2 separate regions of the Homo sapiens genome follow, and region 1 is linked to region 2. Evidence: chromatin contacts called from ENCODE Hi-C data. All regions are on one chromosome and are shown on one strand. The core of a region is the stretch at or near the end of the contact, and the rest is flanking DNA. Distances in the headings are between cores, read along the strand shown. Region 1 overlaps LPP (LIM domain containing preferred translocation partner in lipoma). Region 2 overlaps LPP (LIM domain containing preferred translocation partner in lipoma).

What was found. A loop is a pair of places that touch in the nucleus more often than their neighbours do. Pooled maps may share reads with other maps.
Region 1: a pooled map shows a loop between it and region 2 (1.9-fold over the local background). The contact joins two enhancer-like sites. A Hi-C loop is called at or near these places in 2 of 50 pooled maps.

Annotation. Positions count from the first base shown.
Region 1 is chr3:188,573,210-188,580,561 of GRCh38, reverse strand. The region is part of intron 6 of LPP (LIM domain containing preferred translocation partner in lipoma); the gene reads right to left. Among named protein-coding and RNA genes, the nearest start is that of LPP-AS1, 8.2 kb to the right of the region's middle. Within about 2 kb of position 1,806, at least 14 of the 41 ENCODE cell types and tissues checked have a DNase peak (open chromatin) inside an H3K27ac peak, as active enhancers do.
Region 2 is chr3:188,217,701-188,224,643 of GRCh38, reverse strand. All of the region lies in intron 1 of LPP (LIM domain containing preferred translocation partner in lipoma), which reads right to left. Among named protein-coding and RNA genes, the nearest start is that of FLJ42393, 43 kb to the right of the region's middle. Within about 2 kb of position 3,548, at least 13 of the 41 ENCODE cell types and tissues checked have a DNase peak (open chromatin) inside an H3K27ac peak, as active enhancers do.

The DNA.
Region 1 (7,352 bases), core at 557-3,056, 360 kb before region 2:
CCTAGTATAAGCTGAGAACACTACCAGTGAATTTTCATAAGGACCTTTCAATAAGATGGAAACTCTCTGAATCCTTTAGAAGGTGTCAGCCATCTCATAAGGAGAAGGAAAGAAAGTACACAACATAAAAAGCTACCCCAAATGTCTTAATACTCGTATAGACAATGAGGTCATCAAAATCAGGAAGAGACCAGCAAAAGGTAGAGAAAAACATGATTAAAGAGGCAGAGGTTCTTGATCTTACTGATAATCTTTTATAAATTTTATCTGCCTATAATTATAATTAAATACTAAATGTTTTGAGTAAGTTTTTTTTTTTAATTGAGAAACAATTCTATTGAGAAAATACTTAATTTCAAGAGTATGACTCTCATGGAAAATATAACACAATTATGTTATTTTTCTGGTTAAAATAGGTGTTGGTACCTTGTCAATTCAGTTATTGCACGGTAGTACTATGGTTTGTATAAGCCGAGGTTTAAACCTGAGATCTTAACACATTGGGGTTTTTATTTTATTTTATATATGTGTGTTGTGTGTGTGTATTTGCTTATTTAATTAGAGGCAGGGTCTTGCTCTGTCGCTCAGGCTGGAGTGCAGTGATACAGTCATGGCTCACTGTAGCCTTGACCTCCTACCTCCTGGGCTCAAGCAAGCCTCCTACCTCAGCCCACCCCCAACCCCCCCAACCCCCAATGAGAGTGGCTGACACAACAAGTGCATGCCATCATGCCTGGCTAATCCTGGCTATTTAAAAAACTTTTTGTAGAGACAGGATCTGACTATGTTGCCCAGGCTGGTCTCAAACTCCTGTGCTCATGGGATCATACCGCCTCAGCATCCCAAAGAGCTCAGATTACAGGTGTGAGCCACGGTGCCCAGCCTCACTGGGGTTTAAAAAAAAAAAAAAGCGAGATTTAGAATTGTTAATAAAGTTAGATATTCAGTTACTAGAAGTACTATATTTAAAAATAAAATTTTAACACGATTGCTTTTATTGCTCTTTAATTTTAGTGTAGTTTTGTCCAGTTAACACAGAAACATGATGAACATGTATGATCTTTCTGTTTTGAAATAATTTAAGTAATTACAGAATGTTTTTAACATTTCAACATGTTAAGACCTTAATATGACACCCTTATTGTTCACATGATACCTGAAGTTCCAAAGAGGACACATTACTTTTCCAGTGTCATAGAGATTGGGTGGAACCCAGTCTAGAATGTCACTTTCCGACCTTTTTTCCCAGTGTTCTTCCCACTGCTCAGTGTTGAGTAAGAGAGTTTTAAAACAAATTCACACACACACCTCCATGTTCCCTGCTCTCCCCACCCTTAGTAAAATCCCCTGGGATGCTTTTGGCAGGATTCAGCGATGGCTTTGGCAGCTCTAGCCACGTTCCTGGAATCCATCTGCAAGTGCTGGTCAGCAGAGCCTGCTTCATTCCCTTTTTGGTATTAGTCAGTAAAGGTTAAGTGTATGTGAATTATCATAAGTTTATTTTTAGTCTCCCACTACCCCCTTTTTTTTTGGTAAGTGATCAATGACTACCAGGCACAGGAAATACATTTCACTGAATGATTTTCTAAAATCAAAACTCCATCTGGGCTGGAACTGAGACAGGATTAGGAATGACCATTTATAACATTAATATCAGCTACACTAAACTACTGAAAGATGCTTAGAGTGGGGAAAGGGTCTTCACCTTTGCCTGAAAGTACTTCCAAGGCTGAATCCTGGCTCCTCTGCTAGCCAATGTGTTGTGTGTAATAGCAGCACATGCAGCTGGTGATCACATTGTGACTCAGTGCACCACGGGGAGAGAGGGTCGGACGGATGAGGAACTAACTCAGAATTGTAGAACAGAAGTCTCAGCTAGCAAGTACTAAATGTGGTCTCCTTAGTTGAACAAATCAAGTTGAAAGAAAAAAAAAAGTGAGGGAATGAGTTGCTAAAGTTAGTTTCCTTAAAGTGAGAGATAATATTTCCCCTTTAAAAAGTAAGACACACAAAAAAACCTGTCGCCTTCATTGTGGATTAAGTTAATATTATAATAACTAAAACTAGTAGCATAGCATGGACTGATGAAGACAGTATTATAAAATGAAAATTAGTGTCAGTATAGCAGGGGTAGTCCTGGGATGGGGAGTAAAATTCATAGCCACAGCCATCTGGAGAAAGAAGAAAATAAAGTATATAAGCTTTAGCTATTAGGGACCCAAACTCCTGGCTGCTAGGAAGGAGGCCAATCAAGATTTTATGAACCTTAAAAGAAAAAAGGAAAGGAAGAGAAGGAAAGTGGGGAAAGGGCAAGGGAATGAAAGGAAGGAAGGGAAGAGGAAGGACCATAGTGGCCACTCCACTTGAAAGGGGTTTACTGCAACCACCAGTCTTATGTGTAAATGCTCTCTCTCTTCAGGGTAGTAGGCAAGGATGGTCACTCTATATTGAAATTATTATTAAAAACAATAGTTATATCTTTGTTTTGAGATAGATTCAAGTACAGAGACAAGGACAAGCCATCATCTTTCAAAAATCTCATCTCTTTTTCTACTGTAGTACATTTAAGATCTAGGTTTCACAGTTTATTCTGTGAAAGATTCTGGTTAGTGACTTTCTGGAAAGAAGGAAGGCGGCAGGGAGGGAGGAGAGAGAGAGGGAGATGGAGGTGGGGAGAGGAAGACAGAAGGGGGAGAGGAAAAGAGAGAGAGAGAAAGGGCAAGAAAGAAGAAGGAAGGGGAGGGGAGGGGAGGAAGGAGGGAGGGAGGGAAGGGAAGGACAGAAGGAAGGAAGGAAGGAACGAAGGAACGAAGGAACAAAGGAAGGAAGGAAACCAAAGAGAGGAGAGGAGGGAAACAGTAGAAAGGAAGGGAGGGAGAAAAAATGTAATAGTTTTTAATTTGCCTTTGTAGATATTTATTACTAAAGTTTTTTTACTTGCAAAACATATGTATATACATACATATACTTATATAAATTTATTAAAATATATAGTATACATACATTTATAAATATATTAATTACTGTATGTAAAACAAAAGCAAAGTAGGCTCATTAGAGAAAATTTAAAGATAAGTAGAGAAGTATAGAAAGAAGCCTGTTCCCAAAATCCCAGAAATAACTGGTTAGTGTATATTGACCATTAGATTTCAAGAAATACACACATGTACTTCTATATGTATGAAAATATATTCACAATTCAGATAACATATAGATTTGTCAATCATATTAGGCATGGAAGTAACTAGGGTGTATGTCTTATTTCACATAAGAGAAAATTAGATGAGAATAATTTGTTATTGTCAGGGAAATAACAGAATTAGGATTTTTTAAATCCAAAGCCCTACAATTATACATAATGAATAGCAAAGATATTTTCAGATTAAGTCTTACAAATCTAGAAAGTGTGAGGCAGAAAAAGCCAGTGTTTGAGAGCTCAGTGATCTTAAAAACAGCTACTGTCTTACAGGGGATTATTGCCACTTTGCCACTTCCAAAATGCTTCTTACTCCTTTCTACACAACACGTCTGTATGATTGCCAATGTTATCCTTCCATTTTACCCAAGGGGAAATGAGGCTCCAAGATAACCACGCTGATTAATGTCACCAACGCAGTAAATCATGGAGAAAGGACCTGGATGTCTGAAAACAAATTATTTTACAAGTGGAAAAGTTAACAAAGAATGTACAATGTTTTCTGAAAATGTGTAATTCTCTTCATCGTTTTGAACTGTGACTTCTGGAAATCTGCTCACTGGTGATGGAGATAGTCACGGAAGTATCACCCATCAGGACACAGTAAGATGCAGCCTCTTCTCCTCCCTGATTACTCTCATTTTGGACAAAATATGCCTACGATATGTAGCAAGACTAACATAATTTTCCTGTTAGAACTTCAAGAATTAAGATTCAGTGTTGCTAATCCTTGATTTGTTTTCTGCGATACAGAAGACAGGCCCTGAGACTCTGGTGACTTGGTGGTATAAAGTGAAGAGCACTGGACTGCAAATAAGGAATCCTGTACTCAGAACCCTGCATCACAGAATAGCCTTGCAAATGAGCAAGCCCGTCTCCTTACCTTTACCTACTCTACAAAACAGAAAATAAAGCGGATGAAAATCATAGAGGTACTAGGTAATGTGCCTGGCGCCATGTGTGTTATGCAGAATGAACCACTCAACATTCTACCAGCCTACCGTTTACCATCTCAGAGAGTGAGCCCACAACCCACTAACATATAATGAATGTCCTTTCCTCCAACCTGGTACCACTCAGTTCAACAGTGGCCATATCAATTCAATTGTTTAAATTCTGTGTACTTAAAGGAAATGCACCAATTGGTTTGAACTAAAGCAAATTCCTGCCCTATTAGAAGTGTGCAAAGACCAAAGAATATCAAAGGGCTACGACCTTTCCTGAATCAAGTCTGGATTTAAACCAATGGCCTTAAATAAAATAAGAAATACTAAAATAGAGAACATTAGCCTCAGTAGTTAAGAGCAGGGCTTTAAATCAGTGGACCTTGTGTGCTTGGGGGTGGAAAGTATCCAGATGACAGGCTTCTTCTCCAATAGGGCTTCTTTCCAAACATTTCCATGCATGTCTACTCACTACTGAAAGCTCAGGGTCCTAAAAGATCATCACATTTTATTCCTCAAATCCAGTCAATCACATAGAGGCATTTTCTTGTTTGGCTTGATAGAATAGATGAGAATGATCCCACATGATCCTAAGAGGCAGGAACAACTGGTGAGAACCCATTTCTCAGCATGCTTCAATCAAGAAGTCCACGTCATCAGCAGCGCTAATTTAATTTAAAAAAAGCGGTGGTGCTATAATTGGCTTGCCATTCTAGCTAGTGGGTTTCCAGGGTAACCGTGTTCTTGCCACAGATAAAATCTACCTAGTAGCACAAAGACTAAGGGTTTGAGAAGAGTCAGCATCAAATGAGAGGTCAAGAATTCAGCCTGAAGAGAGCTACATCAAAAGCATATTTAGTTAAGGTGGACCGGATCCAAAATCTGAGCCCTGCCACGTACTAGCTGTACCATTTCAGAAAAAAATATTTAACTTCTCTAGGCCTTGTTTCCTCATCTGCAAGATGAACACAATAATGGAACCTGTTCTTGTAGGATTGTTACAGGAATAAAACAGAGAACTTAAACATTAATTTGTACATTTTAAATCCAGACTAAACGTAAAATAAATAAATAAGACTATGACAGATGTCCCTAAACCTAGACATTCAGAGACTAGGAAAACTAAAAACAAAAAATCAAAATAAGTTTTGTTTTCTTTTTAATTTACAACTTCAGAGAAAAAGCATCCTGAAAGCTTCTGAAAAGAGCACAAAATGGCTTGTAAAACTACGTTGTTATACAGCAGTGCTCATGTTATTACTGCCTCCCAGGACCTGACTCCTGGGAATATGCTGCCATGTCAGAGGCAATTTGGAAAGTCTTAATTGAGGAGAGCCACAGCTTTTCAGGCCGCAAATTAAGGATGGGGAAACCTTCCTTGCTTAGGGTGTGACAGCCAACTGGAATGTTTCATAGCTGTAAATACAGCAGGCCCATTTACCACGATTCCCCTCAAGGAAGAGACTCATCTGCCGCAAACGTAACAGTGATGAAAAAAAGGGGGAAATTTTGCCTCTGAATGAAAAAAAAGACAGAAAAAAAGTGAGCAGTTTGAAGGGGTCTTTAATGTGTAAATTTCAGGAGGAGGGTATCACTTTTATTGTCTTTATTTCTATTAGAAAAGATATCTGAAGATGAATGAGTATAAGCTTCAGCTGTAAAATCCATCATGTTACACACCCCCCTTAGCCCCCACAACACACACACACACAGGAAATTACGCTGGCAAAAGAGAAATGGAATTACTTACACCTGTGCTCACACTGACAGAACAACTTTCAGGCAACAAGCAGCAAAGCAGTGAGAAACAAAGTTTGAGAGCAAGAACATGCACACACAAAAAAGTTTCTGTTGTCCTAAGATTAAATGCTGAGGCAGGAAGAGATACTATTCTTGAATCAAGTGAGAAAAGATGGTAAAGTGCGATATTAAAATGCAGCACACTGGAATAAGTTTGCCTCTATAAAAACTGTTATGTTCTGTATGTGATTTAAATTAATGCCTATATTTGTGGGAGATAAAATTAAAATGAAGATAAATGGTGCCAGCATATAGCGTGTTCGCTGGAGCAATAAATAAGGCAGTGAAAGGTATTTTACATTTCAGTCACATCTATCCAAACAGGGAGCTCAAAGCACTTGAGGAACATTTGTTAATTAAATGCTATAATAGATTTGTGAGTCACCCAGACGGTTATTATATACGTTTTTCAGAAAGAGACAGAGAGGTGAAGTGACCCAGGGTCCTCTGGATGCCACTGAAGAGGAAACCCAGGGTGCTGAAGGCATGCTTTCTATCCAGCTCAGCTGCTTCTTGGCCTGGTGGGAGGGCTTGGAAAGAAGCCTCTCTGGTTGCTGTCCCATTGAACAGAGCTCACAGGCTTTGGTTTATTAACTACCTCAATAGCAGGCAAGATTACAGTTGGAGCTACGGAGAAAGGTAATAATTCTGGCTCCCTATTAACAACATATTTCTCCTTTTCCCCCTTACATTACAAGAATGTCCTATGAATGATTAAATATTGTCATATCATTTATCTTCCACTTGCAAACTTGTCTAAACTATTGATTAGAGACGCCCTCTTTTCCAGTTGAAGCCCTTCAATTCTGTCCTCCACATGTCCTCTCTGGCCCTCCCCTGGTCACTGGCTTCCTGTTTTAGGAGCTCTATACCCCGCAACCCCAAGAACACAGTTTGTGTTCACAGCTCAGCTTGACAAGCAGCCAGATTAACTTGCAAAGTGAAATTAAGCAAGATTGAGAATGTATTGGTAATTGTGTATTGATCATTGATAATGGAGTAGACTGTGGCCACTCTACTGTTCTTCTACACGTTAGAAAACTCCCAAAATAGAAAGGTTAAATAAGTCAAAGGAGGAAGTATCTACCGAAACGCTGGGACAATGCCCCTCTGCTAAGCTACGACGTAAGTCAGTGGCCAGGAGAGGGCCCCTGGTTTCTGAAGATGAGGCGCCAAAAGAACACAGCAGTCATTGTAAGTGTAGGTCATTTGGGGCTGATCCAGGTGAAATTTTAGGGAGGCTTGGGGATCACCAAACCTCATCTCTTATTTTTCAGAACAGAAGATTCTCAACTATATTTGTATCTTCCTTTTACATTTTAAAAAATGCATTCAAATCCATTATAGTTTGAGACACACATCAATGTCACACAAGCAAAATCCCTGCTCTGTCTCTTCTGTGCAGGTTGGTC
Region 2 (6,943 bases), core at 2,299-4,798:
GAGGTCTTCCCAGAAGCCAAGCAGATGCCAGTGCCATGCTTATACAGACTGCAGAACCATGACCCAATTACACCTTCTTTCTTATAGATTACCGAGCCTCAGCTATTTCTTTATGGCAATGCTAGAATAGCCTAATACAGCCCTTATTACAGGTTTTATTTCATTAGCAACTATTATTGTTTTGCTAATGATTACACAGTATGTATGCCAACAGACAAGTATCCCAAGGCAAGGGCTGTTATAAAACTTGTCTTTCATGTATGCAGGAGAAATCCACATACGAGAAACTACCATGCCCATTTCATTGTTGTCACTGTAAACATTACCTAGCCAATCATACAATTGTTTTGTGTACAAAACAATTCCAAGTTCAAAGTTGGGAGGGATTTTTTAAATGACCCACCTCAACTTTTCCAACTGACAAGAGAACCCGGTGGCCTGGGTAAGGAGGTGACCTCTTCAGGAGCCACTTGATCCACTGGATCAAGTGACTGCTTGCTTTGACAAAGGACAACAAAACACACTGGGCAGAGGGACTTGTGCTTGGTCACATGAGTCACACCTAGAGCCAAACCAGGACTTACAAATCCAGGCCTCGAACACCTATTTCAACGCTCTCCCAGTAACCTCAACAGCAGACAGAAATTAAGTAGGCAAAATGGAGTATAATCACTATCAGCCCAGAAAAGCAAGGAGTTTCCTGAGACCTAGTGGTCTTCAAGGACATTGGAATTCTGAAAGCCATTTCCACTGAAAGGAGAGAGAGGCATAATTTCAAACTTACTGAGAAATGGGTTGTTAGGAAGCCAACATTAGACCTGTGAACAATGCAATTTCATAAAACAAACGAAAAAGGTTGTCCCTACCCTCACCCGCAAGCTGCATAAAACCAAAGCTTCTCCTTGCAGAGAGAGATACAAATCACAACAGTTTCTACAACAGCAGCAAAGGGCATCTGACTTCCCAGATTTTTAAACTTCACTGAAAGGAAGAGCTCTCCACCCTTGGCCCTGAGGGAGTCTCACTCACACTCTCCAGCTTCCCTCCAGGCACAAATGAAAGTGGTCTCCATTTTCCATAGCCAACTTCTCTTTTAATAATTTTTTCTTATTTTCCATAAAGAGAACAAGCAGCTTTGCTAAAGAACCACTGTGAAATGATTGAAGTTCCCATGCAAACAAACCATTAGCAGAGTTCAAACGCAATTTAAATTACCAGTTGTTAAAGTGCTTCTCAATTTCGTGGTAAGTTTCCAAGGAGAATTACATGCTATATACTATTTAATTGGTTGTTTTCTATTTTTTAACATCCATTTATCCCCCCCACCCGGTTATAGTTCAGAAGTATCTATAAAAGCTTCCCTTTAAAAAATTATACATTGTTGAATAGATTAAATCTAAAGATTGAAAAGTATCAGAGAAACAGCTGCAGGATCACGCAGCTCACCAGAAATTGATGGTTTTGACACCACAAAACATGCAGAATTTTAAATCTTAGGAATCACCTAGTAGTGCCCTCACTCTTTACAGCTGAAGCACCGAATTCCCAAAAGGGAATGATGGAGTTGGCCTTGAGTATTTTCCCTGGTCAGCGACAAATTCAAGATGAGACACATTATTCCAAACTCCCAGCTCCCTGCCACCTCTTCCACATGTTGCCCATAAATGGCAGAAGAAGATGGTATGAAATAGCTGATAAACTTGATTTTCCACCTGTATTTTTTTTAAGAAAATATAAAGCCCTCTTCAAATATACTCCTGACCTCAAACATTATGGGCAATGGCAAGTATCTCTCCAAAAGAGAAGAAAATAAGTAAAGGCTGATGAATGAGTACAGTTAAAGGAGCTCAAAACAAGACACTTTATGAGCAGATTCTTGGCAGGAAAAGTCAAGACACTAATCTAGATTCATTAAACAAGTTATGTGACATCAACACTGCAGATTTTCACAGTTCTATCTGGCCCTGAATTAGTGCTGCCCCCAGAGACAGAGAAAGAGAGGATAAAAAAAAAATCAACAATGTGAAAGCAAGTCTTGTCATATCTGTAAATGGAAAGGATTTCTAGAAGCCATCAGGAGTGCAGTTTGAAGTTCCAGACTTTGATATTGGACTTGTGTAAAGGATTTTCTCAAAGCTCAGGTTTCTCTGTCTGCAAAACAGGGTTAATATCATCTACCCAACAAGGTGTATGCAACCATTTCCTGGGATCCCATATCTAGCACGTATGGCACAAAGCCTGCACACAATATGCACTAATTCACGTTCACCCCTTCCAAGGCTTTTATAATTTCTCAAAGCCTATAGTTCTGTGATTCTAATTTATGTGGACTAAAACCACGTCTTGTAAGCCAAGCATATTCCCTAAGTTTGTTAGATACTGTATGTCTCCTGACTGTAAACTCATTTATTTTATCATTTGAAAAAAAATTCATAAAAATTTATATATCTAAGTACTTTGCTTTAAAAGCAAACTTTTTGGAAATGCTATTTTTAAATGGCCTCCAAATCCACATTTTGAAACACACACACTAATAAAATCCCAGTTTCATATCCAAGACCTTATTTAAACTTTCCATCAACCATAAGAAAAATTTCCCAATTGAACACTGAAGAAACTGAGGAACGGAGAAGTTAGACACTCATCCAATATCTCTAGGCTAGTAAGTGGTAAAGCCAGGATTTGAACACAGGCGTTCAAAATCAAGTTTCATGACACAGGCTTTATTAATTTATAATTACAACTATAATATGGACAGTTCTTCCTCTAGAGGTGGAAATATACCTTTAAAACTCCTGCTATTTTCATATTTCATGGAGCTTTGGGATAAAAACAAAGCCTACATTTCAAACTATTTTTTTAAAAGTTCACATTAACAGCAAGTAAATCTTTCCTGAATTCTACCTTGCTATTATATTCTTAAGTGAAATAAAAAGCTCAGAACCCTGGCACTAAGCAGACATCTACTGGTATGTGGGAAACAAACCTGAAAAGGGTTAACAATTAACTAGCTGATATCAGACCAATTCAAAAACAATTCGAATGGCCGGGCTCATGATCAAACAAATCATGGGAACCCCAGTATGGGCTATGGAAACCACTCTGGCACAACTGTTAGTTAACAGAATGTCACATGTTCTGCATTCAGGGGCGCACCAAAGAGAGGTTTGCTAACACCTTCTGTCTTGGATAACACAGTGTGTGGACCTAGCAGGTGTAGGTGCTGAGTTGGACATGCCTAGGGGTGTCGAAGAGCCTCAATGGGGGACACACTGGAACACAAAAGACAGAATGAAAAGTGTAGAAAAGCACGAGTACATGCAACGTCCTTTTGAGGGTCTAAAAGTTCTCTGCAGATGATGTGACTTCTAAACGATGCCTGAACACCCAAGAGGATTTCCACGGATGAGGAGGAGAAAAATAGGCTCAGGGAACACAATGTGCAAAGGCCTTGAGAAGGATGAGTTCAGGGTGTTCTCAGAGAAAGTGACTAATCTGGTGAGGCCAGTGACAGAGGATGCAGAGGAATGTGGTGGGACACACGCCTGGAAAGGGATGTGGCAGCCAGAGCCTGGAAGACCTTGTATCTCATGTTCTAAAGCACTTGGATCTTAAGCCATAGGTGTTGCGTTTCGGGAAGTGACACAATAGAAAGTTAAATGGTAGCCCTATCCCTTTAAGAAATGAATCCCTTTCCATGGTCAGTTTCCAAGCATAGCAAGGGTAGGGGAGCTACCTATGAAGGGATCTTCTCCCTGTGGCCCCACTCACAGAGAAGTCGGGGGGCAGGTGGCTTTCAGAGTTGCTCTTAACCCATACCTTCAGTGACCCTTTCCTCTAGGTCTGAAACTCTCACCAACATAACAGACCCACTGGAAGGCCCAGGAAAGAAACAAAGTTTCACGTTCCAAGCAGGACTACCACTCTGCCTTCAGTGAACTGCCAGTCCCACCCAACTCCTTGAATCAGAAGAAGCTGGTCTGGAGACAGGCTCCATCCAGCCTTTCTGCTGTCTCTTAAGCAGGAGCCAGAGGCCTACCCAGCTTGTACTCTATGTGCCTGAAGCTCAACATCACAGAGCTCACAGAGTTCTCAGCCAGGCCTGAAACCTCGTGACATGAGATTAGTAATGAGCCTGTGCTGATGTCACCACTTAGGTTGTATGGAATCCTCCTTTCCCTTAAAGGAAACTTTGTAGCAGTATCCATATGTCAAGGCCTTCAAAGATGCAATGCCCTCCCTGCCCTTGAAGAGCTCCCAGTCTAGAAGGAGAGATAAGACATCAAGTAAGGGAGGACAAGTGCCACAGAAGAAGCACAGGTAACAATGCAAATTTTCATACCACACGGTGACATGACATGAGGTGATGTCATAAAAAAAAGTCATGACAACAAAGGAAAGGAAAATTGTTGACGATTCCAGATTTACGTGACCTCACCGGGAGAATCAGACCATTTTTATACTACTCCTGTCAACATGGTGGGTTTCAGGGGGAGCACCTATTGTATCACACCCATCTGGCAGATGGGAAAACTCAGGCTCAAGCAAGTTAACTGACAGTGAGGAAGTATCACAGCCGGGATTCAAATCCATATCCCATGCTCATATGCAGCATACATTTGTACTCTATTGCCTCACAGCTAACTGTGGTTGAGTTAGCAGAACAGAGAACACAGAGATCACTTCTAATGGATGGGAGAGCAGGTGGTGATCAAGGATTATTCCCTTCCCAAGATGGCGTCTGTGCAGAAGTTTACAGGAGGATTGGGAGTTCTATGAATGAAGATTGGAGAGGTTATCTCAGGCTAAAGGAAAGGCATGTGCTAAGGCATGAAGGTGAGAAAGTGCAAGATATATCTGGGGGTTGGTAGGAAATGTGTTTGATTTAAAGATATGTAAGCAGGAGCATCAAGGACCCACATGGACCCACAGTGGACCGATGTTGGTGTCCATTTATGACAGGTCCTGGATACCAGGGGCAGGAGTTTTTACTTAATACTGTTAAGTACTAGAAAAGTAATAAATGTTTCACAGCAAAACTGTGGCATGGTTTCAGCTTTACTTGGGATTCTGTGCTCTAACAGTAGGGCTATGCAAATAGCCTTTCAGCACCTGAGCCAGGGTCAGGAATAATGCGCCCTTGGGTCCTTTCAGGTCAATATACAGAAAGACATTGTTCCCTGGCTATGACTTCAGAGGTAAGAAAATCTACACCTATTTCATAGAGCCTGACCATCATCTTAAGAGCCTCCGTGACTCATTAAATATTAAATTCCGGGCCCCGGCTAGAGCACAGGTACCCTCAATTGGTAAACACAGCATGGGGAACAGGATAGAGTCAAAGAATAAAAGGAACTGTGCTTGACCCTTGGATTCTACACTTATTAACTATGGAATTTTGAGCAACTTACTTCCTTTTATCAAGGGTGCAGTTTCTTCATTTGTAAAATGGAAACGATAATATGTATACAGCTAGGTTCTTGTGAGAACAATCAAGTTGTGAGATTAAATATGAGGACGTGTGATTCCTACACGCAGGCTAACATGTTTAGAATAAATCCCCCCCACCCCGCCCCTAAAAGCCACCATGTTGAAAGGGTAGTATAAAAACTGCCCCATCTTCCTGGTAAAGTGATCTAAATCTGGATTTGTCAACAATTTTTTCTTTCTCTGTTGAAAATTGAGCTGTATTCCCCAGGCAAGTCATTACATCTTTTTGTGCCAAATTGTTTTCATCTTTTAAATGACCCAGTAATCCCACTTTGGGCAATATACATAAGGGAATAATCCAAAAGGAAAAAAGAAGGCAATTTGTTCAAAGATGTTATTCATAGTGCTATTTCTGGCTCTTTATATATCCCCCTATTATAGCACTTATCTCACTGTGCTGTAATTATCCACTCCCCTTCCATACGCCTCCAAATTATCTTTGAATCAATCCCCAGCACCTAGCACAATGCCTGGCATACAGTAAGAACTCAATAAATGTTTGTCAACTCAATGAATAGGTAATATAAAAGAAATTTTAGAAGAAACTTGAATGAGCAATAACAAAACACTGTTTTTAAGAGATTATGCTAATTATTTGAAAACCTGGTAACTACAGACTGCAAGAGGGGCGCATGAGAAAGCCTCAGAAATGAGTTTTAGATGACTTAGTGTATGATTTCTGAGCATCTCTGGGCTTAGGCTGATTATAGTATAAGATTGCCAGGGGATACACAGGAGGATGAGGTCACAAGCTAAGTTGCTTTGGCCTGGTGGCTAGAGGATGGGGCTTGGTCAGAATTTTGGATTCTCTACCTGATTCAGCCACTACCTAACTTCTCCAAGACCTGAAAAATGAAGTATCTGCAGGAAAGCCCAGCCTGTTAAAAGGAATTACAGGGAACTGCCAAAGGGCAGCAACTGTGAATTCAAATGTAAATGAAAAAAGAGGGCTGGTAGGTGCCCTTGGACCGCAGTCCAGTCCTCAAGACAAGGAGAGGCTTTCAAACCCCAGCTCTTCTGGGCTCCCACTGAGCCTTCCAGACCCATCTCACATGGAGATTGAAGATTCCTTACCAGGGAGTTTACAGGAGACAGAAATCTCTGCATGAACAGACAACACCATGAAAAAACAACATGTTAAATACAGCCCATAAAGTCAGCATCACTCTGAACGTTCCTCATTCTTGGTGGGAAAGAATGTTTTACAAAAATACCCAGGGAGAGCAAAGGAAGCTGCACGTTCTGCAGGGCTTATTTTGGGGCGTTCCAACAGCTCTCAGCTGGGAAGCCAAAGGCAGGAAGCCACCATCCTCTGTGCACTGGCCCAAAGCTCAAGGTTAGAAACTAAATGGGAGAGGGGTGAGAAACAGATACTCTTTGGTCTTGGAACGCCAGCTGCTTATCTGGGCAACCCCCTAGGGCACCTATTTTCATTTCCCTCTGAGTATCCCAG